Linked DNA regions of Mus musculus: all the other regions are linked to region 3. The links are chromatin loops, found by intact Hi-C in ENCODE. Cell type or tissue: left cerebral cortex. All regions are shown on one strand.

The links. Peaks named below come from ENCODE experiments on the same cell type or tissue, not always from the same donor. Only the 100,000 strongest peaks of a DNase experiment are listed, where the experiment ranks them.
Region 1: it touches region 3 in a loop (2.3-fold over the local background); 4 of 42 quality-filtered maps call a loop at or near these places.
Region 2: it touches region 3 in a loop (5-fold over the local background); 8 of 42 quality-filtered maps call a loop at or near these places.

Annotation. Positions count from the first base shown.
Region 1 is chr14:45,616,464-45,624,463 of GRCm38, reverse strand. It overlaps Ddhd1 (DDHD domain containing 1), which reads left to right. Exons shown (of 14, transcript NM_001042719.2): 3 at 1,522-1,623; 4 at 3,624-3,752; 5 at 5,048-5,195; 6 at 7,828-7,934. Among named protein-coding and RNA genes, the nearest start is that of Mir5131, 38 kb to the left of the region's middle. In left cerebral cortex, no CTCF peak of the experiment used is centred here; a DNase peak (open chromatin) is centred at 3,649.
Region 2 is chr14:45,597,545-45,605,544 of GRCm38, reverse strand. Ddhd1 (DDHD domain containing 1) reads left to right here. Exons shown (of 14, transcript NM_001042719.2): 10 at 343-492; 11 at 2,654-2,906; 12 at 3,789-3,980; 13 at 6,360-6,443. Among named protein-coding and RNA genes, the nearest start is that of Gm41145, 19 kb to the right of the region's middle. In left cerebral cortex, a CTCF peak has its summit at 3,356 (motif pointing right); DNase peaks (open chromatin) are centred at 3,347 and 4,772; H3K27ac peaks cover 1,813 bases.
Region 3 is chr14:45,687,529-45,695,528 of GRCm38, reverse strand. No RefSeq gene overlaps it. Among named protein-coding and RNA genes, the nearest start is that of A530076I17Rik, 23 kb to the right of the region's middle. In left cerebral cortex, a CTCF peak has its summit at 4,407 (motif pointing right); DNase peaks (open chromatin) are centred at 1,399, 2,558, 4,459 and 4,616; H3K4me3 peaks cover 531 bases; H3K27ac peaks cover 474 bases.

The sequences.
Region 1 (8,000 bases), 71 kb after region 3:
GTCATGCTATTGTTTTTGAAAGGCAAGAACTCATTTTATGTCTTGACCAGCTTTCTGAAAGTGCTCACGTGATTTTATATCAGGTGGCCCGTGTGTGTCCCAAGAGCTCGATTTGGTAAATGTGGGATTTGGTTCAGGTTTGTTTTACTGCTAGACCTAAAAATGTAGTCTTTGTTTCTCTGTGTAGTAAATTACCAAGTGTGTGTGTCCATCTGACCCCCTAGCTATGCCTCAGCTTTTCCCTAGTTTATTTGGTTTGTTTGTCTGCTCCTGGTGCCTGATGAGGAGACACAGGAAAGCAGGAGGCAGGAAGAAACCTGCTTCCATGTTCTTTCTTTCCTACTGTGTCAGAGGCATCTCATAGCTCTGCTGTCACCCAGCTTTTAGCCCTAGTTTAGAGGCCTACAGCCTTCTAATTGCATTGCAGATGTAGTAATTAATGTGTAGGTGCAGTTTTTAATGCCTTGTAGGAATTTCGCAAAAACCCTTTTTGCACAAATCTTTGCATATAACATCAATTGTATATACAACAAAAATGAAAGATTCTTTATTTAAGCAGTATTTAATCTATGAATGTTGAGTTCATGTAAAAGGGAGTGAGGGTGAAGATGAATATATTAGAATATAGATTTTAATTAAATCATAAACATTTGGTGATTTGTTAACTGAATAATTAACTGATTTATAAGATTCCATTTCAAGTGTACTAAAATAATCACTTAAGTATAAGGAATGTTATCAGTAACGTAGCTAGCAAAATTGGACAAGGAGCGTGTTGGCTTTAAGACTGATTTGTCAAATATCAATTCTCTGCTTGGCTTTTTTTCTTTCTGTGTTGTCTGCTTAATGCCTACAAGGTATCACAGCATATGTCTCCTAATGAAATTATTTTTGTTACATTATCACTAGTCTTTCCAAAAGAGATGGTTGAAAGTAGAGCCTTCAATTTGATTTTCTTGAAAATGTTTTCACTTTTAAGTCATCAACAGCTGTCTCAGTCAATGAAAGGAAGCCTTGCTTCGGAAGCAGTCTTGAAGCCATCATTCCTCTGTATGGGTGGCATTCGGTGGACTGTATACTGTGCTATCTCAGGACAGCTAGGTCAGCTGTTTAAAGCATGGTTGTATTCTCAGAGTGTGTATCACCTCGTGGCTATGCCATCAAAATTCGGTGACATAAATAATCTTCAGAATCATAAAGATAGAGAAAATCGCTTAGCATTTAAAATGCCCTGCATGTCTTACAGCTTGCAGAGGTATTAAATGATCATGTAATTGTCTGTCACTGGTAAATTTAGATATTATTTGTCTTTGTTCCTTTCAATAAAAGTAGAGCATATATATTTGACAGACATTAACTAATTTTTGCTTTACTGGTCTTTTAACTAGGAGTTGCATTTTAGAAAGCATTTAGAATAATGTTTGTCAAGTGCAGTTTCTAAAAGTTAGGGCTAAAAGGCAGAGGCAGAATAGAAAACCTCACTTAAATTTCCTTTGAAGCTCAGTGTTTTTGCTTTCTTAGTTGTCTACCACCTCCCTCCCTTCTCCCTCCCTTCTCTGTTCAAATGGAGAGGATATAAGGAGAGCACAGATGCCACAGGTCTTAAGCGAAAGCGTTCCCAAGGTACGGTAAACCTGCTTCTGTTCTCTGTAGCTCACGCCAGCCTTAGAGCATAGAAGTGCTAGCCTTTCTAAGAGTGTGTCTGTTGTGCTATTTGCCTTAGTTTTACGTTATTACACGGATGTATATATTTATTTTGTGTCATATGTGTATGTTCTTAAGATGTTAAGACTATATATAACTGGTTTGCAGAGGAACAGAGTTTTGCTAGATTTTTTTGTTACTTTTCTTTAAATATTTCATCAGTTTCAATCTTTTAAACATATGTAGCTCAGAACTATTTCAACAAAAATTTGCTTTGTAAGTAGTTATTAAGCCCTTGCAAAAATTTTAATCCTTTTAGCTTTTAAAAAGCTATTTAGAAGTCTGACCCCGTGGTTGCTTTCTGTGAACTAAAGCTATTAGTGTATGTTGTATTAATTGAATCTTAATCCTGTGAGATGCACGCACACACACACACACACACACACACACACACACACACACACACGTATGTACATACGTACAGGTCAGTAGAGGTAAGTAACATAATTGATTTTGATAAAACTTAAATTATCTGTAATGTAAGGAGTGAGTTTTCTTCTAGTGTGCTGTGTCTTCTCATGGGGAACACGCTGCCACAGCATGCCTTATGGTTTTGACCAGGACTGAACCCTCCTACACAGAACTGTATTCTTTTAAAAATATTTATTTATTTTATGTGTCCCTGTATGCATATCTATGTGCACTATGTCATGCCAAGGACTCCCTAGGAATTGGAGTTACAGACAGTTAGGTGCCATGTAGGTGCTAGGAATTGAACCCTGGTCCTCTAAAGGAGCTTAAGTGCTAAGCCATATTTTAAGATTTTATTGTTTTATTTATATGAGTATACTGTAGCTAACTTCCGAAACATCAGAAGAGGGCATCAGATCCCATTACAGATGGTTGTGAGTCACCATGTCGTTGCTGGGAATTGAACTTAGGACTCTGGAAGAACAGTCAGTACTCTTAACTGCTGAACCATGTCTCTAGCCTCCCAGAGTTATATTCTTAACTTGAGGTCATTTACAACTCATCTTTAGGTAAAACAGGTGCACCCTGCCAGTTACTAGCTTTTGAGCAAAATACTCTCTTTCTGCATCAGGTTTTTATGACTAAAATGGGGATACAGTTTTTGCCATAACGAGATTTCAAAATGATAATTGGACACAGTGATGGTAAATAGCAGTTTTCAGAAGATAAGACTATGGAAGTCTCTTACTTAAGTGCCCAATATATAAAGGAAAATTTAAACCTTCAAAATGCATGTTAACAAATTATGAATTGATAGAGTAGATCAATCTCCAGTTCATTGCTCCTGCACTATTACTGGATTCACATAGATGCTCCACACTCGGAACACAGTATTTACACTAGAGATGCAGAAGTGAACAGTTCACAGCGCCTGCCTCGTGAGCTTGGGGATTCCTCATCAGCATCTGCGTTTAAGACCTTGTGCACAATAAGCCTAATCTCAGTTACAGAAATTCAGTAGCCATGCCACATAAATGTTAATTCTTCTTAAACCTTCATTTTTGTATTTCTGCTGTCAAGTGATAGCTGTCCTTAATACCATTCCCAATGTACCTTATATTCTAGTACATTATACTGTCTTTTTTTGTCTCACATTGAGTAAAAATTTTACGTACCTTGATACTTTTAGTAAAATCAACAAGAGGGACAGAGTTAGAGTCAGGAAGAGGAGCCATACCACTGGGGATACAGCTTCTTAATAATCAAAAAACATATTAGCTACATACAAGGGCTTGATATTTACAGTCATACCTGGCACTCTGCTGTTCCTTGTAGTACTTCTTTTATAAGGTTCTATGCATTGCTTATGTGACATAGTTTTCTCTACTGACCTGAAGTCCATGGTGTCTGAGTTAGAGAATACTGAGTCAGAAACCTGGGTGTTAGAGTGTCTTGCACAAGGAAGATCAGTCTTGGAGAACTTGCAGTCTCTCTCTTTTGTACAACAGCTGTTCACAGTTTCAAGCTGAGTCGGAACCACGTGGACTGGCACAGCATGGATGAAGTCTATCTCTACAGTGACGCAACAACATCCAAAATTGCGAGAACCGTTACCCAAAAACTGGGCTTTTCTAAAGGTAATGCTTACATGTTATTGTGGCTTGTCAAAATTTGGGGGAGCAAAAGTAGATAATTCAGATTCTGTTTTTAATTTATATTTTGAGTAGAAGTTCAGTGTCAAGAACCCTGTGAAGTCACTCATCAGCTCAGAATTAGGAATTTAGAATACTCTGACAAGGACAGGAATTGCTAGTCATGAGTGAGTGCAGTCCAATTGAACATGGCAGTTGATATGTAGCGTAAAAGAAGAGGAGGCTAGAAATGGATTCAGTTTCAGTGCAGGAAGAGAGGAGGGAAAGGTGATGTGAGAAAGACAACACAACTCTCTAAAGTTTTGCTAACGGAATTGCTTCTTGGCCTTTTACAGTTTAAAAAGAAAAAAAGAAGGGCTGGGTAAATGGCTCCATAGATTAAAAGGCTGCCCCTTCAGTGTGATGACCTGAGTTCAAGTCATCTGGGGTCACATAAGCTAGAGGCATAGTGTGCATCTACACTCCTAGCGCTACTTAGAGGGAGAGCCAGCTACCCTGCCTGGCAGCAGAGCGAGACACTGCTCTGTGGAGGGTGAGGGTGATGCCTTGAGGCGCCCATCTCTCACACACAGTTCTTCACACACAATGTTTTAGGTCTTTAGGGAAGATAGAGCATCCTCAATAAGCTTGAAAATATGTTTTATTTTATTTTTTTAAGGCCAAGAAAATGTTACTATGCCACTCTTTTAATTTGCTATAAATGTATGTGAATATTTTTTATATCTATAGCTAGTTATATTCACTTTGTGAGGTACCTACTTATATCTTAAGCACAAAACATTAATTGGATATATGTACTTTTTGATTAGTAAACCCTCTTTGTATATATGCTATAACAGTAGGCTTCATATTTTGCTTAGTTTTCCCCAATTTTCATGCATCATTGTTTTGTTTTTTGTTTTTTTGTTTGATAAGTTTTGTTTTGTTGTTTTGAGACAGGATCTTGCTGTAGCCCTGGCTGTTCTAGAACTCGCTGTATATAGTCCAGGCTGGCCTGGAACTCAAGAGATCCACCTGCCTCTATTTCCTGAGTGCCAGGATTAAAGGCATGTGCCACCATGCCTGGTGTATTTTTTAATGTGGAAGGTTTTGTTTTCCTAATGGTTTCTGGCTTTTGTATTGTATCCAGTTTGTTTTATGTCAATCAATATAATCTTATGGATTTTATTTCCTCTTTGTATAACCAGTGAAATACCTTTATATAGTCTTATTATTACTACTTTTTCTTTCTTTAAACCTAGTGTGCAAGTAGTAAACCTAGGGCTGTAATTTCCCCACAGCCTCCAGCAGTGGGACCAGACTGCACAGAGGTTATGTAGAAGAAGCCACACTGGAAGACAAGCCGTCGCAGACTTCTCATATCGTGTTTGTTGTGCACGGCATTGGACAGAAGATGGACCAAGGAAGAATCATCAAAAACACAGCCATGTGAGTACTGTGCACACACTCCACACCAAGTCCAGAGTCCCAGCTTCCACCTACGGCATAAGCAGGTACACAGAGCCTCAGTTCCATGTTCCCAGTATCAACTCTCTAAGCTCAGTGATGGTCGGGACCAAACCTAGAGTGCCTGTATCTAAATGAAGTCTGACCTCACTCTCCACTGCAGGAGCGAGAGAGATAAGAAAGCCGTAGTCAATGTATTTAATTGATTTAAGGTCGACAGCAGGAAAAGATCTGGTTTTAAGTTTGTTCCTTGCTCTATGAGCTTCAGAAATTAAAATCGTTTAAAGTTGTCCAACTCTGAGAAGATTAAAATTTGTTTAAACTGACAATTTTCAATATCCTCTGCCCACTCATTGCTCCGGAGGAAACAACTCTGGACATTTACACAGAGGCCAGTGGATACGAACACACAAGGCAGACTATTTACCTCCTCAACTGATACATCTCAGCTTTATATCAGGATATGTGTGCGGGGATCTGTGTGTTTCAGAAGCTGCTAAGCGCTGTGTTAAAGGGCTGTTAGGGTTAAAGGTCGCAAGAGAACCACCTGCCTCTATTTCCTGAGTGCCAGGATTAAAGGCATGTGCCACCATGCCTGGTGTATTTTTTAATGTGGAAGGTTCTGTTTTCCTAATGGCTTCTGGCTTTTGTATTGTATCCAGTTTGGCTCTTGTCCAAAATAAAGCAAACTGACGAGCTCAGATTTACAGTGCCTGAGACCACTGGATTCACTACTGAAAGCATAATTTATCAGACTTGAAGACTGCCAACAAAATTCCTTATTGCTGAAGTGAGCGCTGTCTGATGCTAGGAAGTAGATCTCAGTAACCTGCATACAATAAACACTGAGCTGCTGGAAAGTTAAAGCAAAAGTTTCGTGCAACTCAGGTTGTGTTGCCGCGGACACTGGTGCGCCTGAGCGCTTCAGTCTTGGTTTCCGTTAAAGCATCTCACAGCTCTAATTCTGACTTTGTTTTATGGTGAGTTGTATATTACTTGGCACAATAATTGTGTCCTGATACATCCTCTGCTTAAATATTGAGGATCACGAGAAGGAGGTTTGCAGGCGGAGCCTCCCTGAGATCCTTAGTAAAAGAGAAGTTTGATTTCTTGAGGTACAAAACATAACACAGAAAGGCTGAAGCCTGTGAATCTTTCCAAACTCACTGACAACGGCTTGGCCTCTGTAGCTTACTACTGCCTCACAAGGGCTATACAATAGGAAGACCATGTTAATAACATCACGCGGATGCGATTAGCAAACAGACTGTAGATAACTCTCTAGACAAGTGGTGTGTCGGGAGGTGGTGAATTAACAGCAGACAGTTGAAACCTGTCTACCATCTGCAGTGAGTGGACTGTACTATTTGAAACATAAAATAAATATAAAATATTTTAATGTTATATAAAATGTTATAACAGTTTTTATAATCAGCTGGGGAAATGAGGCCACTGAACTACGTGTTTGCTAAAAGTAAAAATTATTCAATTGCAACATCATAATATCAAGTAGATGTTATTTTAGAAAAATATGCTATTTAGAGATAAGAGAGCTGGGATGTAGCTCAGTGGTAGAGCATTGACTTCACACGTGCAGGGCGTAACTCTGGTACAGCATTCGCCTCAAGGATTTGAAACCTTGGGCTCAGTGTTTGTATGAAGGATCTAGAAGCAGAAATAAAACAATGTGGTGTCTGCGATTTGGTTCAGACCATGAGAGGAAGGGGCACTTGTTGAAGGGATAACATGAGGGTTTTTACAGTGACCCTTCAGCATCCTCATTATGTTGCACCAACCATAATCCTATCCACTTGGTAAAATTCACATAACTGACACCAAAAAAGTAAGTTCAATGACACCTTAATTTTTAAAGTAAAAAAACTCGCAATTTACATTATAAAGAAAAGGTAAGAGTCTGTGGAGCAGAAAAAGTACAGGAGCCAGAGGAATGATTCTGCAAGATGGCGTCCTGTGGATGTAATAGGGAAGACCACCACTAGACATGCTAACATGGATGGCGGAAAACTCATGAGGGCCGGTCAGTCACTAGAGGAGGAGCTACCGGCAAGTAACTACTTCAGAGGGAGGGAAAGTTAGTCATCTTCAGACGAGCTCCCGAATTGTTATCCAGTAACACATGGGCAGACCTGAAGCTATATACACAGAAGCAACACTAAACAGACCTAGCAGGTTATATTTATACAGTGTGTGTGTGTTCAATAATTTGAGAGGGAACAGGAGAGGCGAGTACTGGGATATGAGATGCTGGAGGGAGGAGAGGAAGAAAGAAAAGAATTGATCTAATTATATCTCAGTTAGATAGTCCATGACTGGGTGGTGGGTGGAGGTGAGCACAGCATGGACACACTCCCTGTGCTCTCACATCCCCCATGAGCCGTGCCATCTAGAATGTTCTGTACCCAGGAGCAGCTCAAGTCCTGTGACAGACAGGAAAGTAACTGAGGCAAAGCAGTGCTGAGTTGCAGCTCAGCTCAGTCGCAGGCAGCGGCAGGCAATGGGGACAGGTGGCCATGTGAGGTATTTCAACATGTGTGCGAGGTTATGCCCAGAGTTTGTCTTATGTTTACTTGTTTGCTTTATTTTTTTTTTTTAGGATGAGAGAGGCTGCAAGGAAAATGGAAGAAAAGCATTTTTCCAACCATGCAACACATGTTGAATTTCTGCCTGTTGAATGGCGATCAAAGCTTACTCTTGATGGAGGTATATTTTGTTTGAAATTGAATGAATTTAGCCAGTGACAAAACTTTTCTGGAATAAATATACAGA
Region 2 (8,000 bases), 90 kb after region 3:
CTTCCTTAAACAGTCAGAGATCTGAGTGTTAGCATCCCAAGTAGATTTTTCTTCCACACCCAGTTTTTCAGTCTTACCTATTTTCTCAAACATCATCCAATACCTCTCTCTGCTTTAGTCCATGTGAGTGTCAGTCTGGACTGCCCTTCTCCCAGCCTCCGCTGTAGAAATCCTCGCTGCACCTCTGTAAAGCCTCAGAGTTGGAGGCAACTTACTTAAAACAAATATACTTTGAGGTGATGTTATTGCTTATATTTTATTATATAACATGTTATCCTCAGAGTCCCTTGAAAATAACACTCCCATCATTTGGTGAATTTAGAATGGCTCTTTTCATTTTAGGTTGAAAATTTCTTCTGTATGGGATCTCCGCTAGCAGTTTTTTTGGCATTACGCGGCATCCGACCAGGAAATTCTGGAAGTCAAGACCACATTTTACCTAGAGAGATCTGTAACCGCTTACTAAATATTTTTCATCCTACGGACCCAGTGGTGAGTTTCAGCATTAGCATGGCTGCTCTGGGAGAAATCTTGCCAGGGACTCTGAATTAACAAGGGAATTTATTATCTGGCTCATTGGGAAAGGTTATATCTTAATATTTGCTCATTCAGAGTTCATGAAATAAAATGTTAAGAGAGGATCTTCTATTGTACTGGTAACATCAGAGACTGGAGAGATGACGCAGTTGTTAAGAGCACTTGCTGTGCTTGCATAGGCCCTGGGTTTGGTCCCCGTCGTCCATATCAGATGACTTAAGTCCAACCTCAGTGGAGGCCGTGCATGCGCATGGTGCACAGCCACATAAAGCAACCTCTGATTAAACAATACATTGTGAAATAATATCCCTGGTCAGCGCTACAGGAGACAAACATCTGCTTTACGCACTGTAAGCAATTCTAATTTTGATGGCCTAGGAACAGGTAAGTCTTACCTGCTTTAGAGGCTGGCAAGAGAAGGTGGGAAAGGCGCTTGCCACCACACCTGTCAACTTGAGATTACTCCCCAGCACCCACGTGATGAAAGAAGGAAAGCAGCTCCCAAAAGTTGATCTTTGTCACCCATGTGTTATAGTACACAAACACAAAAATAAATAAATAAGACAATATAGTTAAAATGTCCTGCTTTAAGTAATGTTTTTCAAAAGCATGCTATAAAATTGAGATGAGTCTGGCAGATTCTCTTAAACCAAAAACAAGAAAGGAGGTGAAGTCGTGTATTTAGTTGAGTGGAAGTGTAAAGTACTCAAGCTTTTCAATTTTCTGCTAATTTTGTGTCTAAATGTAAACACTTGGAGATCTAATCCAGGTGTAAATAGCGAGAGCTGAGAGGACGTTCATAGACAAGACACAGGCTAGAGTACGGCTCAGTGGCCAAATGCTTGCCTAGCTTGCAGGAGGAGTGTGGTTCCACACCACACAGAGTGAAGACGTTTGTGTACATCGTTAGGGAGAATGGTTAGTACAGCACACACACACACTCACACACAGTAAAAGGATTTTAAATATCTGAAGTTAGCTTTTATTTTACAAAGTCACATGTGTGTAAACTTACAGCCACCTCTTGTAAGCGAAGCTGAGGCGCTGAAAGCACCGGGATGATAGCCTACATGTGTTAGAGGCTCAGATGCAGACTGCAGGCCTGGCAGTCCCTTCAGAGACTAGCATGGCCGTATGTTTTACTCCAAGCATGAATTCTGTCTTCTTTGTGCATCTCACATTTAGCTTTTCTATGTTTGGTGCTGGGATTTGAACCCATCTTCACATGTTCTGAGTGTGCATCCTGCCAGTCTGCTTTTTCCTAATGCTTTCTTAATGCTTGTGCAGACCTGCTCTCTTCTTCCTATAAGAGAGCGCCGAGATCTTTGTGACGTATTAAATGGCAGTGAATTGCTAACAGCAGTGAGAATCTGCACTACGGATTCTCAGTAAACACCACACTAACGAGCGACTTGCTGGACAGCAACCTTTCCTTGGCTTTCAAGTTAGGCTCTTATTGGAGTCACGTGTTTGACCTTATTTACTAAGGTCTGGGCTGTCCTCCACTTCAGCTTTGTGAGTCTGACCTTATAACAAGACTCATTCTTTTCTTTTTTTTAAGATTTACTTATTTATTTTTATGTAGCTGTACAGATGGTTGTGACCCTTCTTGTGGTTGTTGGGAATTGAATTCAGGACCTTTGCTCACTCCTGTCTAAAGATTTATTTATTATTATAAATAAATACACTGTAGCTGTCTTCAGATGCTCAAGAGGAAGGCGTCAGATCTCATTACGGGTGGTTGTGAGTCACCATGTGGTTGCTGGGATTTGAACTCAGGACTTTCAGAAGAGCAGTGAGTGTGCTCTTACCCGCTGAGCTATCTCACCAGCCCAACAAGACTCATTCTTGTTTGATCAGAATACAGTGAAACCGTCTTTCTATGAAAACAAATTAATAGACAAAGATAACTCATTTTTTTTATTACTGTTCTTTTGGGTTTTTAATAATCTCACTATTAGGGACGTGTAATTACACAACCTCACATAGTAACAGTGAAAAATGTTTTTCAGATAACCATTTTTTAAAAATTCTTTCTCACTTTAGAATAAACATTTTACTAAAATCCAGGAATTGTGAATTAAGGTCATGTTTCTTTGCATTCTTAAAAATCTAGGCCTACAGATTAGAACCGTTGATTTTGAAACACTACAGCAACATTTCTCCAGTCCAGATCCACTGGTACAACACTTCAAACCCTCTACCTTATGAGCATATGAAGCCAAATTTTCTCAACCCAGCAAAAGAACCTACCTCAGTTTCAGACAGTGAGAACATAGCAGCTATCCCAAGCCCTGTGACCTCCCCCGTCTTATCTCGGCGCCACTATGGAGAATCTATAACTAACATTGGCAAAGCAAGCATATTGGGTAATTCTCTCATTTCTTACCTATGAATGTAAGTACTTTATGTGTAAGTATTAAGTTGGTTGGAAATGCACTGTTAGAAATCTTCCACCTGTCCATCTCCTGAATTAGCGTCTTTGCTGACTGAAGCAGATGCTCTGACATCCTCTGACTAGATTGAAGAAAGGACGGGGCTTTCTGCTGCTCCTTATAATCTTGGCTCTGTGACTTGCTGAGGGAGCCTTTAAAATGCTGTTGTTTTTATTGCTCTTGTGCATTCTGGGGGCATCAAGGTCTCTGATGTCCTCTCAAAGTGAAATTGTTTAGTCCTTTCGCTTCCTAAGGCAAGAGGGATATTTCATCTCTCCTTGAGTAACTTCCTGTGCCAGCATAGAAATTGGGTATTTCAATTGCATAGCACTTGAATGTGTCCTTTGTTTCTGAGTGAGTGTCCTTTATCTAAGTGCCACAAGATGGCACTCTAAGTAGGCCTTAGCTACCAAACTTACTTGCTATTTGACATCATGCGTAAAGGTTACTAATGGCATTGTATAGCATACATTTAGTAAGACATATTCCTATTAATAGGTAGATGCCCCATGTCAACCGCATGGGTCTCTTGTTAGAAGTTTTAATCTTGCCATAAACCTCTGTAACAATGAATATTTGAATAAAATAACACCTGGGTTGCTTTGGCTATATGTTCCTGTATCTGTATTCCTAGAATTTATATTTTCCTTCTTTTAAACATCATTCTTATTTAGAAACCTACAGTAGAAATTGGAATATTTTTAGGTCCCCACCCTGAGAAAGTCCCTCAGTCAGTCGGCTGTGATTGCGGGTGCTGCTCCCCAGGGTGCTGTGAGCGGAGTCAGTGGAGTGATTGCCTTATTCTGTGACATGCAGGGGCTGCTAGCATTGGAAAGGGCCTTGGAGGAATGTTGTTCTCAAGATTTGGACGTTCTTCAGCATCACAGCCGTCTGAGCCATCTAAAGACTCACTGGAAGATGATAAGAAGCCTTCAGCTTCACCCTCTACCACCACCGTGGCAACGCAGACCCTGCCGCACAGTGGCTCCGGCTTCCTCGACTCCGCATGTCAGTCCTACAGTTCTATCCTTGAGCTTTTGTGCCTTTGTCTCTGTAGCTTTTGATGGGTGGGCGGGGAGGGCTGGGCGAGCAGGGCCAGTAGTGGTCCCACTCAAGTCTGAAGTCGTTGAAAGGAAAGGTAATGTGAGTTTTAAGAATATTTTCTAGGCAAGTGTAGTTTTAGTATCTGCGTTGACAAGTTGCTAGATTATAACCAGGACTCTCTGGCACGAGAGTCTAAATTATCAAGTACAAGACAAGTCTCTGGGGTAGGCAACCCTAGCTTGTACAAAGTACATTTTTATTAATACGCTCACCAAGGTTTAAGTTTCCAGTCACTCTAGATGTGTCCTCTGTCTGACACACTGCTCTGTCCTGCAGCTAACCACACACTCCTATGCAGCTTTCTGAGCCCTCCAAGGCTGAGGCATTCTCTTGGGCCCCACTGTGTGTCTTCTGTCCCTGCCCTGTTACCAGTAGACAGTAGGGAGACCTGTGAGTAGGTGCATGAAGCATTAAGGTAGATCTCTTGTTTCCCAGTAGACTTAAGACTTTTTAATCTGGCATAACTGTAAAGCACTGGTCTGTCGGTGAACTTAAAGTGCCAGGTAATAGCACAGACACTTTGTGTCTTCCCGTCGATGATAAGGAGAGACAGACTCTGAAGCAGCCGCTTCCTTTCTGTAGCTAGCAAGCGGGAATGGACTTCTCCAGTCCTTTTAACAGACTCCACCGCAGCTACCAGGAGCACCGTGTTCTTACTGTGTCTGCCACCCTGAATTCTGAAACAGCCATCAACCAGAACCGGTCTGGGTGGCATCCAAGAGGCTGCCCCACTCCTCCACACACATAGTCCACTCCAGGGTAACTAGGCAGCAGGGCTAGGCGTTCTTATGTGGGCCAACAGCATCTGTCAGTCCTTTCCAGTGCTAAAAAATGTGTTTGCAAGTCATTAGGGCCATGTGTAAACAATTCTTTTTAGATGTTGATATTTGTATAAAGCTCATTTTTCTTCTGAGTTCTTACACTGTTTTTTTTTTATTTTTTAGTTAGAAACATGATTATAAATGTATAAACTTTAGTGGCATGCAGAAATCAAAATAGTTAACTTCTGAAAACAGTTATTTTGGAGGAATTTTGTAAGGTGGCACTAAGAATTTACAGTTCTTCATGGTCTTGTCAGTGCATGGCAGTGATGCTGGTGAATGGGAGGGTGCACACTGGGGACAGACACTCCCGGGAACAGTTGAGACCCCAGCAGGAGTGAACACATACAGTGTCTGAGCAAAGAAAACCCCGGTCCGTTCTGTATGCTGCTACAAATGTAAAGATCCCTCCCTCTCTCCCTCCCTCCCTCCGCAGTGGGAGCTCAGCTGAACAGAACTCACCACACATGTCCCCTCAGACCCAGACCCAGTGTGTGCTGTGCATGCAGCCTGCGGTCCTGCTGGGCTACACCCCAGCCGTGCTGTGTCATACTTGCATGTAAATGCTCTGCCAGTCTTCTTGTTAGATTTCACCTGTAGTCTCGACAACATCTGAGATATCTATGAGTCTGTTTCATATAGTCAGCTCTAAAGAGATAGACTAATGTTAGAGTCAGGCCCTGACAGTGCGCGTCTGTCTTCAGTCACTCTGGGTCTGGGTTCCTGATTCTTAGACTTGCCTCAGTAGAGTTCCTTCTGTGTAATCCTGACTTTTATGCCATAATTGCTGACTTGCAATCCTGAAACTCTCTCTTCCTTAAATCTCTGTGGACCCTGGCTGTTGTGATGAGGTTCTTGGGCCTCCTTCCTCCTCCCCTCCTCACACTGAGTGCCTCAGCTTTCTGGATAGCCTTCATCTGACGCCACTGTCTTTGAGTCTCATTGTCTGAGGGTAAAGAGGATACAGACTGAATCCATGATCAATCCTGTTTTCTCTGTGAAGAGTAAGTCCTGTCAGGTGTCCTTTATTTTCATCGACTTGACACATCTTGCACAGCTATCCTTAATTTCTTCTGAAAAGACAAGGCTTATCTTAAAGCATTTTATGGTTTCATTTCTTGTGCTCCTGCCGGATTTTTTTTTAGTTTGTTTAGGGGAGGGTTGGTTGGTTGTTTTTGTTTGGTTTGGTTTTTGCCCTGTAGGTTACAACGTGAATTAGCACTGAGTTTGAGGAGTATCTGAGCTTATTAACAGATTCTGACATTACACTTGAGAATTGAACTGTGTCCATATTTTCCATGAAGGAGCTCTTGACAGAAGCCTAGAGGTGCGCTCCTTGTGGGCTAGGCTTAATCAGCCTATTTGGAATGTGGTTCTTAACGATTGGCCACTGCAACACTGAAGGCCATTTGTAACTATCAGCCTTGCCTTTACACCGCGTATTGTTTGTTTTTCTTCACAGATTTCAGACTTCAAGAATCGTTCTTTTATCTCCCACAACTTCTTTTTCCGGAAAATGTAATGCAGAGTAAAGATGATAGCCTCGGTATGGTATATGTCAGGAGTGGCACTCAGCACCCTGAAATGCTCTCCTTAGAGGTCTGCTCAGTGAGAAATGGGATCAGCTCTCTGCGAGCTGCTTCAGTGCTACCACAGCAGACTATGTGTGTGTTCTTGTCTTCAATGGTAGAGTTCATGCCCACTTCAGATGCTAAAAAATAGACTCCTACCAAAGAGGGACTTGAGAGAAGAGAGGGCATTAGGCCTGTGTCTGTCTTCTATATTGTCCTCAGGCCTCAGGCCCACTGTTCTTTCCACGTCTGTGCTTAGCATACAGTTCCCTGCCACAGAGAACCGCATCACTTGTACTGGTGATGTCTAACATCAGCACCTGGACTGGGGTCTGCCCTAGCTGACAGCTCATTCTACACAATGCTCAATGTCCTTCATGGGGTGATGAGGGCGGGGGGGGGGATATTTTTAAATGTAGTGATACTGGTGCAAAGCTATTCCCAGTCTTCATTTCCAACATATCCTGAATCTATCACCAAGGACTAATCTTAATAATTACTTTTCCTACTAACTTCTTATTTCTTCTAAATTTTCTATATTTCCTCTTTCGTGTTTTTCTTATTAATAGTGAATTCTATCTTTGGTGTTAAAAAATGTGTTCAGGGTTTTCTTTGTAATTTTACCCACCTTTAAATTTTTGTGCATCTTTTTCAGTTATCAAAAAAGATTGCTTTGTATAGTTCCGAAACAGTGGTTGAGGATAACAAGCTGGCTCCTTTTGTGCCTCCAGAGCAGAGTTTATAGTAGCCAATCTCAGTGAGTTCCCCTCAAGAACTTATCTTATGTAAGGATCTCTCCAACTGGTAGTCATAGACAAACAATTCCACTAAAATAACTCGTGTTAAGCTAGAGAAACAGCTTAGCCAGTAAAATGTTTATGAGAGAGCCTGAGTTCAAACCTCAAAGCTTACTTTTTAAAAAGCTGGGCACTGCAGTACACAGCTGTAATGTCATTGGGGTGGAGACGTGGGACTGAATCCCTGCACCGCTCTGGCCAGGCTGGCCCAGCCAATGAGATACACTGTCCAACCAAGAGACAGCCCTGAAGGACTGCCTCCCAGAGCTGCGGTGCGGCCTGAGCATACGCGTGCATCTGTGTTAAGGCACGGCTGCTCAGGAGCAAAGGGCTTTGTGTTTTGTTTTTTTTAACAGATTTTACATTTAGGTATCTGAAGCACAGAGAAAGAAAGGAAGGTGGTTTTATTTTCTCCTTCCCCCATGATCCCAGAGGGCTAGAGAGAGGAGGAGAGTCCATCTCCCTCTGCAGTCCCAGCAAGTCTGGGTGTGATAATGCCAGGACAACTGGTACACGTGCATCAGAGCCTGCTTTGACCATGGGCATGTTGTACAGCCGAACCCAGTGGTGCTGCCGTGTAAACCTCTCCCGTAGAGATCCTGTGAGCCACGTGGAGAGAGGATGGGACACAAGCCCACTCCACTCACCGCTGGCCTCCCTCCCTCCCTTCCTTCCTTCCTCCCTTCCTTCCTTCCTTCCTTCAGAGCCAGCAAGACGTGAGGCGGCTGCACTGAG
Region 3 (8,000 bases):
GACAAGAGGAAGACAAAACTGTAGCAAAAAATATGACTTGGGACTGGGAAGACATCTCAGCAACTAAGAGCCCTTGCTGTGAAAGAAAGAGGGCATGAGTTCAAATCCCCAGCACCCCCATGAAAGGCTTAGCATAACCTTAGCTTACTACCTGCAGTAGCCCCGGAGTTAGAGATGGAGATAAGCAGCTCTCAGCAGCTCTCTGGCAGGCCAGCCTAGGCGAAATGATAAGCTTCAGTTCCATGAGAAACTCTGACTCCAAAAAAAAAAAAAAAAAACAAGAGAAGAAATGTGAATCTCAGTTCACGGTTTCCAACATTCTATTGTCTCTGTTTGCATGCACATGGGTGCACATAACTGCACATGTGTTAAGTGCATACATAAGACACAGAAAGAGGGGGAGAAATATCCAACAGCTAGGTGTATAGATAGATAACCATAACCTAGACAGAGGCAGGAGGATTCAGAGTTCAAGGCTAGCCTGGGCTGTATAAGAAGGTCCTATCAAAGAGAGGGTGGGAGGAAGACAGAGACTAAAAAGAATTCATTTAGAGTATACTGTGTTAGATATCATCTCACACTAAAAGGGTTTCGAGTTTCTGAATGACAGAGGCAAGTTCTAGCAAGAAGGAAGGGAACACGTGGTAAATCAAGCTGTCTTATACAAATAAAAACAAATGGATATTTTGAAAATATCAATAGATATTCTAGACTTTAATGTTTTCATTGAAATATCAAGCATTTTAGGTGATATTTATATTATGTTGACTTTTTAAAAGTCATTATAGGTTAGGCATGATAGTGTATACTTTTAACTCCAGCACTGAGTGGGCAGAGACAAGCAGATCACTGAGAAATCAAGGCCAGCCTGGCCTACATAGCAAGTTTCACATTAGCTAGAGCTACATAGTGAGATCTTGTCCCCAAAACAAAAGGTCCTTGGTCCTCCGAGCGTTAAGAACTGTAATCTCTAGGGTGGCTGTGTATACCTCCACATGTTGTAAGAGAGGTCAGGTGGATTAATGTTTGACAGTCAATCTTTAGAAGGTAAAAGTTGGTGAGAAGGAACCAATTGTACTCAATGACTAGCAGTTCTGAAAAGATGCAGGTAGATCCCCGTTGGGAGTGCTCAGGGATACAGGGGTGTTCTATGCAGGCTTTACACTCTGGCCTTGGAACAATCTCTGTCAGAAATGAGACTGTGAGCATGACCCAGGATCTGGAAGCTGGTGAAGACTCATGTCAGGACTCTACCTCCAGCCCCTTCTCGCTATAGGAAACTCAGAGAAAATTCAACAAGCCTCGGCTTCTCCTAACCTCTGTGGCTACATCTTGCTGTGCCTTCTCTCCCTCCCAGATCCTGGCAACTGCTCATTTCTTCCACCCTTTTGAGACACATATACTCAAGCACTGGAATAAAACTTTCTGCTGACTCATTTCAAAAAGGGCCCCTAGTCTTCTTTGTTCTTGTTTTGGTTTTCTGTGTAGACAAGGTTTTTCTGTGTAGGCATGACTGTCCTAGATCTCACTTTGTAGACAGGCTGACATTAAACTCACAGAGATTTGTCTGCATCTGCCTCCCAAGTGCTGGGATTAAAGGTGTGTGCCACCACTGCCTGGTTCCTGGTCCTCTTTTGTGCGGAAACATGGCCCCAATACAAACTGGAATATGCGAAATTTAGCTAAAGCAGGGAGGCATAAAATGTAATCGTATTTACAGCTAGAAAATGGAAAGGGTCCAAGATATCATACACTCAGATCCTCATAGAACTAAGAGGTGAACCAGAGATGTCTAAGACCCAGACAATAGGAAAGTGCCTGGGAGTTCTGCAGAGAGGGAAAAACAACCTCATCCTGGTAAGACCCCTGCCCCTTCCTGTGTCCCAAACCCCACTCCCTGACAAAGTTTATGTCAATTTGACACAAGATAGAGTCCTTTTAGGCAGGGAGACCTCATGAATAAAAATGCACCTGACCCGTCGAGCAGGTCCAGTTATTCGAGGGTCTCGAGGGGACCTTCTCCTAATAACCAAATGGGGGGGGTAGAGAGAGACGAGGGTCTTGTGTGAATAACGACACGGAAACCGTTCTGGAATGCATCAAGACCCCAAATGTATTAGCCAGGCCCGAGGTTTAAATGCACAAGATGCTGGCCACAATCTCATCCCAATCCCCCTGCCTCAGACTCTTGACTGCTGTAGTTACAAATATGTCCTACCATGTCTGGCCCCTGTTCCCTCTTCTGTGGGAGACTTGAGATAGGTTATAGAAATATTGGTCTACAAAATCTTAGAAGGATTTTTCTACACGATTCTGACTTTATAGAGTGTACACAAAGGACTTCCCAGTCTCATTTCCACGTTGCTGCAATGGAAACAAGAAATCCTATATCCAGGGTGCTGTATGAGTGTAGGCAGATCAACAGCGACCCATTAACCCAATTTTCTGATGGGGCAACAGCATTTCCTGAAGCTAATCCTCACCTGCAACTGTCAGGCCAGTCACTCACAATCACTGGGAACACAGGGACCAATTATGACTCAGTGTTTGCAGAACAGAATGAAGCAGTATGCTAGCAAAGCAGTATCTTTTTCAAAGGCTGACAGAGACCCAGGGAGGTGGAGAAAACCCTGTGTTCCTCAGTGAGCAGCTAAGTAAGGTTTTCTGAAAATCTATGGATACAGGTTTGGAATACCTGGGAGGGGATTGTTCCAACCACTCAACCCCTTACCCAGCCAGCCTCTGACATGCAAAGAAAGCTATCAAGCAACCGCTGTAGGCCCCCAGACTCCTCACTTGGGGTGATAAAAAGCAAGAGAGAAAGAAGAATGAGAGATAAAGAGAGACATAGGCACGAAACGGGACATCCAACTGTCAGGCATTGCTTTCCTTTATCCTTCATTATCTGTTCAGGACTCTCCCTGGACAAGAGATTCTAGCCTCTACGTTGGAGAAAACTGCCATGTTCCCTTCATGTGACAGCTTACTCTCTTCCATTTAACTATCTCCAAGATTTCATCTAACCCCCTGCTTTCTTGCTTTGAGACCTGATGCTCTACGAGACCTGATGCTCTACGACGAATGTCTTCACTTGGTGATACCTCTTTCCATATGTTTCTGCACTTTCTCTAGGAATGATGCTTTTGACAGAAAAGCCCCCAAAGCATCATGATTCCCGCTGCAGCGATCCTCTGTAACCTCGGGGCCTTAGTTCTTCTCACTGCTCGTGAAGGAGGCACCTGCCTTTGCTGGAAAGACTAAAGTGGCTTTGACGTGACTAAGGCAATTCCCCCTCCCGTTCTGGCAGAATCTTGCCTGGGCAGTTCTCAGCCTCTATAGCCAAGTCCCCACAACACTCACTTCTGTCTTGGTAACATGTTTGAGATTCCCATGGCCTTGATCATGTTGTTAACCAAAATAATCAGCAAGTCATGTCTAAAATAACTCTTATGCTCTGCCAGAAATGAGCATTTCAGAGGGTTTACTTTGACCCTTATCTAACTGATGTATCTTGGGGTTTTGCCTTTAAAAACTCTGTATCTCTGAGCTTAGGTACCAAGATGACTTTTCTAAAGCTCACGCCTCCTCTTGGTCTGGCCATCTATAAAAAGGGCTTAAAACTTCTTTAGTTGGTTTAATCAGCATAGTTGACCGAAACTCTGTTATGTGGATCACAACATTGGAGGCCACAATGAGATTCCCCCATGTCCTGTGGGACTCAGCCTCACCCCTGCCCTGCCAGAGAGAGGTCACAGGGGAGATACCCCGACGAATGTTCCAGAGCCCAGTTCTTCTCACTGAGTCCTGAGAGGTCTAGAGTGACTGCCATGTTCCCAGCACCAAAACAGAATCCTACTCACACTCTTAGGATGAGTCTATGTACTGAATTCAGTTCTGGTTCTGGTTGCAGAGGATGAGGCTCATGGGAACTTTCTGGATAAATGAGGTAGGACTTAAGGGGAGTCGAGTCGTCTTCTCTTTGCCCTCCTCTACTTTTTCTTCTCCTCCTTCTTCTGACTAAGAGGGATGGATAGTCAAGGCTCTTTTCCTGGTTTAGGTAGAAAAATTCTAAAGAGAACTTCTCCAGTTCTCCATACTAAGTTGGGACGCCAGGAGTGGGGGACTTTTTATCCTGGTTTAGCCTCTCATGAGAGATTCTATTTTACTTGAATGAATAACCAGCCATTTATTCATGGGTGAGTGATTGAATGTTGTCAGACAAGTTTGACTCACAGAGTTGTTTAATTGATTTCTTGATTTTGCTATTGGTGTTTCTGTTTTGTTTCGTCTCCCCTCCCCTCCCCCGCCCCCAGAAAGGAGTTGCCTCTTCTCCCCCATTCCTCACCAACCCCCAAAGGGCGCTGACGCTGATTAAAATTCTGCTTGATTTTCCAGATGCTGCCAGTAGGTGGCAACCTCTGCCGGTTTTAGCTGTTTTAGCTGTTTTAGCCGTTTTAGTCTTTTTTGTTTGTTTGTTTGCAAAGACTGTCAGCTTTCTTCTCCGGGATAAGAAACCGCCAGTCAAACCCATCAGGTCCTGGAGCTACACACTCCTGGCCCAGGGCTCCACAGTACGGGGTCCTGGGACGACCGTCAGTCTGGGCCCGCTTCACCTAGCAAAGACTGGCTCAGCCTCATCCTGGATGCAACAGCTCCTCCTTCTTCCGGTCAGAAAAAGGACCTGCCAAAGCTAGGGAGTCTGGAAGGGGATGGTGGAGAGGGATTGCTCGCTGATCTGCACAGAGCTAAACTGCAGTGGCACTGCTGGGTACTGGAAGGTAGAGGAAGGCAGTTAGAGGCTGCTTCACCTACAGGGAGTCCAGCGCTGCTGGGCTACCTGTCCCAGGCCTCCTGCTGCCAATGTCTCCAGTCCTCTAGACTCTCAGTCTCCTAGCCAAGAAGCAAGTACACGACTCCAGGGGGCAGTGGGGACATCTCAGTCTCTGGATTCCTGGGTTTGCTGAAAAAGCCCAGACCTTTTATTCTTTCCCTCTGGAGAGACCAGCCTTTGAAACAGAGGAACAAGCCTTCTGAGAACTAACACAGATTGTAACCCAAGTCCCAGATTTAGTTACCAGGTATCCCTAAACCATTCCACCTTTTCACCCATGAGACTCAGAGCATTGCAAAATGTATTTTATCTCAGACCTAGCCAAAGCCTGTAATATATCTATCCAAGCATCTGGACACAGTGGCTGCCAGTTAATCGTCCTGTTCGGGTGCCTTAACCACAACTACTATACAAGTAAGGAAAGCTAATAAGCTCCCTGCTAATAAGCTCCCTGCGTCCAGAACCTGACTTGCAAAGCTCCCCACGCTATGGAAGCCCTCCTAAGAGTGACAAATGGCCAGTGTTTTAGTCATGGTTCTACTGCTATGACGAGACACCATGACCATAGCAACTCTTATAAAAGGAAGCACTTAATTGGCCTTGCTTATAGAAAGATTAGACTAACCTTTAAGAGGATTGATTAGTCTATTATCATCATGGGAGGAACATGGCAGCAAAGACAGGCATGGCACTGGAACAGTAGCTGGAAACTATAACCTAAAAACACAGGCAGACAGGCAGAGAGAGAGAAAGAGACCGGCTCTAATGTGGACTTTTAAAACCTCAAAGCCCACACCTTCTCCAGCAAGGCCACACCTCCCCCAACAAGGCCACATCTCCTAATCTTGCTCAAATAGTCTAAGTCTAACAAATGACTAAGCATTCAAATGTATGAACCTTTGGGGGTCATATATTCCCATTAAAATAACCACAGTTGGTAGATGTCAAAGGCTCACATCACTCAATATCAGTCTGTTGCTTGATTGGTCCTATTTCATTTTGTTGCTGTACTGAGTCTCAACCCTGTGCCATTGCTGCCTGATGGCAACCCTGAGGCCCCCTTCATGACTGTTAGGACTTACTGGACATATCTCAGGCCAGTTAGCCAGACCTCCTGGAGACTCCCATACCTAAGGCCTACTGACTATTGATTTAAAAGGGAGTGCTGCTAAAAGGGACCCTATTATTGAAGAGATTACTAATTGGTCTCTTTTAAAGTGTTTCCAGTCTCTCCTACAGGCCCAGGCTGCAGTCCATTCTAGGGTTCAAGATGCCTTTCTGGATCTCTCCTTAGTGCCTCATCATTCATTCTTCCCAAGAGGCCAAGTGTACTTTAAGAAATTCCAGGAAGGGTGACTGAAGAGACAGCTCAACAGTTAAGGGCACTGACTGCCCTTGCAGAGATCCTGAGTTCAATTCTCAGCAACCACATGGTGGTTCATGGTGTGTCTGGTGTGTCTGAAGAGAGTGACAGTGTATTCTCATACAAAAATAAATAGAAGAAGGAGGAGGAGGAGAAGGAGAAGGAAGAAGAAGAAGAAGAAGAAGAAGAAGAAGAAGAAGAAGAAGAAGAAGAAGAAGAAGGAGGAGGAGGAGGAGGAGGAGGAGGAGGAGGAGGAGGAGGAGGAGGAGGAGGAGGAGGAGGAGGAGGAGGAGGAGGAGGAGGAGGAGAAGGAGAAGGAAGAAGAAGAAGAAGAAGAAGAAGAAGAAGAAGAAGAAGAAGAAGAAGAAGAAGAAGCAGGAGGAGGAGGAGGAGGAGGAGGAGGAGGAGGAGAAGGAGAAGGAAGAAGAAGAAGAAGAAGAAGAAGAAGAAGAAGAAGAAGAAGAAGAAGAAGAAGAAGAAGAAGAAGAAGAAGAAGAAGAAGAAGAAGAAGAAGAAGAAGAAGAAGATAGTAGTAGTTCCAGAAAAATGTACTGACATCTGCCTGCCTGGAAAGGACTTCACGCTGTCATCCTGACATCAGCTGCAACCAAGGTTGATGGATATCTGCCTGGATTCACCGCTCCCTTGCCAAGCCTGTTCCAGACCAGGACCAGAAATGAACCCTCTTACCTGAACCAGATCCATTCAGGCTGAGACTCTTTCACAATAGGACTCCTGTTTGGTTATATACCCCCTTTTCCTGCCTCTTGTAATCCTTGTCTCACGGTTACTCTTAAGTCAGAGACTTATTTCGCTCCCACGGGATCTTGGCTTGCCTGTACCATGGGTCTCATGTGCTGTGTGGCCTTGGGACATCTGTATTATAATCCAGCCATGTGTGTGGTTGGCCCTGCACTCCCCCAGGTGATTGCTGATTCAGGACCACCTCTTATTCCTGTTGTGCTGCCCCAGCTGTACAGGAGAACTGTCTCTCCCTCCATTCCAATGAAGTAAATTGCCCCTTAAATTTCATCAAACAAAGAATTGCCTCCATTTGGGTAATGCCTCTCAGGACCCAGTACTTACTTACCCCTAGACAAGATCCAAGATTTGAAAATCACTAAAGAAACGAGAGAGTGGAATGACTGTTATACCATCCCGTTCAGCCTCTGTTTGGTGTTTGTTTAGATCTTGGCCCCTATACCTTCCTCTTCACAACATTTATATCTGCCTTGACAACACATTTGAGATTTCTGTGGCCTTGATTATGCTCCAGATGTGTTAACCAAAATAATTGGCCAGTTATGTCTGAAATACCTACTATGCTCTGCCAGGAATGAACGTTTCAAGGATACTCTGACCCTCATCTAACTGATGTGTCTGTGTGGGTTTTGCCTTTAAAAACTCTGTATCGCTGAGCTTAGGCACCAAGAGATTTTTCAAGGGATCAAGCCCCCTTTTGGTCTAATGATCAATAGACAGGACTTAAAACTTTTAACTGGCTTAATAGGGGTTGGTGTGAGTAACTGTCTTGGGGTGCTCATTGCAGCTTTTATGTAAATAAATCAGAAAGTGTCCAGCAGACTTGTTGGATTAGACTGCAATTACCAAGCAGGCATCCGTTACAATCACTGGAGTGAGTGATGTCTTAGCTACTGATAATTCTCCTTCCACTAGGGAGGTGCTTCTAATAATTCTCATTGATGGTTGGACTCCCTCTTATTTACTTAGCCTCTTAATCATTTATCCCTCTTATATGGTTTAGCATCTCTGATAGAGTTCAATCTATTCTAATTCTTTAGGAAT